Linked DNA regions of Homo sapiens: region 1 is linked to region 2. The links are chromatin loops, found by intact Hi-C in ENCODE. Cell type or tissue: endothelial cell of umbilical vein. All regions are shown on one strand.

What was found. A loop is a pair of places that touch in the nucleus more often than their neighbours do. Peaks named below come from ENCODE experiments on the same cell type or tissue, not always from the same donor. Only the 100,000 strongest peaks of a DNase experiment are listed, where the experiment ranks them.
Region 1: a loop joins it to region 2, with 3 times the contacts of the local background. A loop is called at or near these places in 3 of 110 quality-filtered maps.

Annotation. Positions count from the first base shown.
Region 1 is chr10:76,329,005-76,331,504 of GRCh38, forward strand. All of the region lies in intron 6 of LRMDA (leucine rich melanocyte differentiation associated), which reads left to right. Among named protein-coding and RNA genes, the nearest start is that of KCNMA1-AS1, 560 kb to the right of the region's middle. In endothelial cell of umbilical vein, no CTCF peak of the experiment used is centred here; a DNase peak (open chromatin) is centred at 1,147; H3K27ac peaks cover 960 bases.
Region 2 is chr10:76,542,423-76,544,922 of GRCh38, forward strand. The region is part of intron 6 of LRMDA (leucine rich melanocyte differentiation associated); the gene reads left to right. Among named protein-coding and RNA genes, the nearest start is that of KCNMA1-AS1, 340 kb to the right of the region's middle. In endothelial cell of umbilical vein, no CTCF peak of the experiment used is centred here; a DNase peak (open chromatin) is centred at 1,419; H3K27ac peaks cover 358 bases.

The DNA of each region.
Region 1 (2,500 bases), 210 kb before region 2:
TCTGGGTGTCTCCCACTGACTTTCTCTATCTGAAGCACCAGTGAGGGGATTCTCACGTTCACCTGGAGACTGTTTCAGTCATTGCTGTTATCCATGCGTTGCCCTGCTCCTCCATCTCTCTAGATTTCCAAATCATACTCCAGCATCTCTCTTTGGCCCAACTCTAACCTAGGCTGATTCACTGAAGGCGATTCTCCGATGTAGTTTTCAGTTCTCCCTCGAAGCTACAGAGAAAACCTTAGAAGAAAGCAGATGGTGGTAATGGTAAAACAGATAATCCAGCACATCTACCATAACCCTGCCTTGCCAATAGCTATCATGTGGAGGATCTCATTTCAACTTGTCTGCACGCACATTTTGCAAGATAATTGCAAGCCTAGTGAATGTCCCTGAATTATTTATTTCCTGATGCTTATACTATAGTCTTGAAGATATGCCATAGTTAGCTTGCCATATTAAACATTGAACTTGAAATGTGTAAAAGAAAGAAAGCAAAAAGAAAAAAAATGAAGAGGAAATTTGCTGTGAAACTTGCTTAGAGATGATAACCTTTCTACTTTGACTATTGTTGGCAATCTTGCCATTATTTTTATTGACACAGTTGTTAGGTACTCATCTTCCTCTCCAACCAGGGGCTTGGTCTATTTGTGTTTGAAATTGATTGCTGGGACTGTCACAAAGTAATTTATATAGCAACTTATTATAATTAGTTATCATTTGCAGTTTCCTAAATGTGAGTTGCATTTTATGCTTAGCAATTGATTTTTCTGTATATCTCCATGAAGCAGCTCAATGTATGCCATCCAAAAAAGAAGAAAAAGACCGAAAGAAAAACTGTGTTTTTTTAAATTATTTAAAACATTTTTAGCCTGAGATATCATAAAATACGTTTCCACAGAAGACATAAATACAGAGTGTTTTGCTTCAACTCATTAAATCGCCAAAGTGAAAGTGAATAAAAGGAAATTTAAATGTCTGTATGTGAAGAGGTAGCAATGTAGACAAAAATGTTTGGGATGGGGAGATGTTGGCCAGAAAAACTTCATGCCAACAAGCATAATGCTTTCAGGAGGGCTCAAAAGGAAGTTACTTGATGACTAAACTATTGCTCACAATTTGTTTTGGGCTTATAGGATTCGGAGGTGCAGGGGCAGAATGATGCGATACTTTTCCTCATCTATTATAAGGGTCACAGCCCATAACAAAAGACAGGTTAACAAGAGAAGAGGATAAGAAATTTACTTAATCAAAGTTTTCTGAGATGGGGGGGCCTTTAGAAATGAAAGGGAAAACTAGTTTTATGCTTATGTTGATGAAGAATGGACAGCTGTGTAGAAACATGGTTAGACAAAGGGTATGATCTAATGGGAATAGATTGAGGGGAAACCTAGCAAGGCCTGTCTGTTCAGATTCTTCTTGGCCTCTCTATGTAGCATTCCTTCCCCTGGTTATAGGACAGAACCCTCTGAAATGAGAGTCTTCAAAGGAGAAGAGAGAGTGTGAATTTTCTAGGTTTTATGGCTGGCTTTAAGGGATAGGATTCTAGTTTCGATGACCCCACTTAGGGAAGAGGAATTCTGGTTTCTATAACTCACTGCAGGGCAGAGACAGAGGGATGAGGGAGCAGGTAAGAGAAGGCCAGAGAGACCTTGCTTCTGAGGCCCTTCCAGTGTCTTTTGTTTCAAAGCACTCAGCACGTCAAGGTGCCACAATTTCGGGTATTGTGTTTTGAGCCCTGTCAGAGGCAGTATGTCTCTTTTAGCCAACTTTTAGTTTTTCATTTTTAGATTTCTACTATCTTTTCATGTCAGCCACAGGGAATGTGAAAGCTAAGTAGGTCTGATCATTATAAACAAAATCTACAGAAAACAATAGCAAAGACTCAGGAAAATAGATGCATTTATTTAGGCCAGCTTAATAGCTTAGCATCAAGGAATCTTTTGCCTACTGCCTCTTGGTTATCACTGACCATTTATAAACATGAGGCCAGGTGCCGTGGCTCACGCCTGTAATCCCAGCACTTTGGGAGGCTGATGCAGGTGGATCACTTGAGGTCAGGAGTTCGAGACCAGCCTGGCCAACATGATGAAACCCCATCTCTACTAACAATACAAAAATTAGTTGGGTGCAGTGGCAGGCACCTGTAATCCTAGCTACTTGGGAGGCAGAGACAGGAGAATTGCTTGAACCCAGGAGGCGAAGGTTGCAGTGAGTGGAGATCGTGCCACTGCACTCCAGCCTGGGCGACCAAGTGAGAGTCCGTCTCAAACAAAACAAGCAAACTAACAAAAAGATGGGATGAACAACCTGATGGTTCTGGAGCCTTTGCCACATAGGTCTCACCTAAGGTCAGGCCCTATGAGTGAGACAGCCTGCTTATATATTGCCTTCTGCCTTCCAGAATATTTTTATTAGTCTTTCAAGAGAGCTAAGCATCAAATAATTTCTCAAAAAATTGTCAATGACTCATTGAAAGTTCATAGAAGCACAACAGATCCAA
Region 2 (2,500 bases):
TGGGATTGGGGCTGACTGATACACTGCCGTGATGAGATATAACCCCTGGAAAATAACAGCACCCGCACATGCCTGCATCTGTCTAACCTCATAATTCACTTTCACATTGGATTATGGATGTCTGCGTTCAGTGAGTCTATCTTCCCTTTAGGTATTATTTCAGCCCTTTGAGATAATAAGGAAAGTTTAATTGCGTTGTTAATTGATTTTTTGCACAACATTATTACCTTGATTGATTGCAGAGTTGATGAAAATGTTAGACACAGGCAGCGTGGAGTATCAGCCAGGCAAGGAGTGGGAGCCTTGTGGAGAATAGATAACCTTGATGTTAAGAGCTATATCCTTCAGATATGTCTTCCCTTGACATATTGATGGCCCCTGAAAAGGGAAAAGCTGATTGTATGCAGAATGCAATCATTAAACCCACTTCAGCTCACTGTTGATTAATTTGTTTTTTCCTGAAGGATCTAGTTATAGGGAAGGCCTCACTTGTACCAACCACAGCCATTTTCCAGGTTCCAGACTGTGCTTAACCCTCTAGGTGAAGGGAAGTGAGGAGGCTGGCTTGCCTGAGACGGGAAGATTATCTTAGGGTGCGCAGGGTGTGTGCTTAAGGCTCACAAGGTGTCTCCATGCTCGGGAACACTCTATGTCCTTCACCATAGTGCTGATTTTCCTTAAATTATTGATTCTTTAAAATGCCAATAGCAAGGAACCCTTCACTGAGACCTGGTGTAGGATGAAACTGTCACTTGGAGATTCTCAGGAAGGTGTTCACCAGTCCAGTGGTGTCGGGAGAGACATGGCACTCAGGAGCTTTTATTATACATTAGGTAAAACCCTGCATGAGATTGCCCCCATGATTGGAGAATTTAGTTGTTATTGGGGTGTGCCTGTGTGTGTGTGTGTGTGTGTGTGTGTGTGTGTGTGTGTGTGTGTAGAGAGTGATGATAAGAAGGGATTTCTGCAGACAGTTTCTTATATTGTCAATTACTCCTCTCCCTGGCCTTATATGACACTTTCTTAGAAAAGTTTATTGAAAGCCATCATCATTTTTTCTGAGTCCAGGGCCATCTTCATGGTAGCAAAAATCAGGTTGATTGATCAGTTGGTTTACTGATTGATTAATAGGACTTCTGTCCTGTTTCCCTCCCCTCAACTCACACCACTTCATTCGCAACTGCCCAACCCTGCACAGAGACTCAGTGGGCTGAATTTATGGGCAAAGAAGTTGCCCCTCTGGAAGAATGCAAGCTCTTATACATGCAGTACTCCTAGAGAGCCTCATCTTCTAGGGAGAACGGATTGCTACTTCTGCCACCCCCTCGCCAGCTTCCATGCTTATTACTCATGGAACATTCTGGCTTATTTTGCCCTCTTCTTTCCTTTGTGGCTGTGCCCAATGTTCATTCAAATAAAATTTCAATTGTATAGCATTGCTGGAGGCCTACCAATAGTTACATCAGCTTCCTGGAGTCCTGAGCCCCCCCCAGGAGAGGTCATGTGGGCTTCTCCCTGCACCACAGAGCACCCTGTAGACGGAATTCTCTGTGTGATGCTAAGCACAGTTTCTCCTCAGGCTGCCCCACCGCCTGCATTATGAGTCTTTCTTCTCCTGAACTCACCACTGGTGCTCAGGGAGTCTAATATCCATAGAGTCTTGGCCCTCAATTACCGTAATGGCTTATAATGAGATTTTGGCCAAGTAGCAGGTAGCAGGTTATTACTTCCTGCTCAGCGTGGGCAATGTCTACGCTGTTAATTTGTGTTGCCGAATGTGGCTTAGAGCTGGGCATCAAACTGTCGGAGCCAGATGTATTCTATTAGGTGCGAGGCTCACATTGGCCCATGGGCAATTTTTTCCCCCCAATATGGAAGCATGTTAACTTACCACAGGGTGAATCCTGACAAATTCAAGCCAGCCAAATAAAAGGGGTAATATCCCAAGCCATCAAAGTAGTACATTCTAGGGACAGATAACACCTGGTACCACCCACTGTCAGCAGTGTCTGTCTGACTGGGGCATTCTATTGATAGGCAAAAAACACACCCATCTTAATATTGCTGGAGAGGCTCTGGTGCCTTCATTAAGTTTTAATGAGCCTGACCCTAATGAAAGCCCTTATAACATGCTCTTCTACTATTTTCCTTGTCTTTATCTTGGGTAGAAAAAAATGTACAGAGGTTCATATAACTCTTATAACCTGCTTTCTACTATTAATTCTTCCTTAACCTACAGTTTCTTGCATTAACATATACATACACATATACATTTACATATATACATGCACACACACACACACACACACACACACACACACACACACACACAGCTTTTTCCCAAAGCAGGTTAGAGGATGGGAAGTTGAAGATCAGGAAATTATGAACATATTTTACCATTTGGCACTGGGATGAGCTAGTGTCCAAGAATTATGCTGTGCTTTCTGCAACAACAGACTGGGTCATTTTTTGTAAAGCAAACTTCTTTCGGTTAGATTAT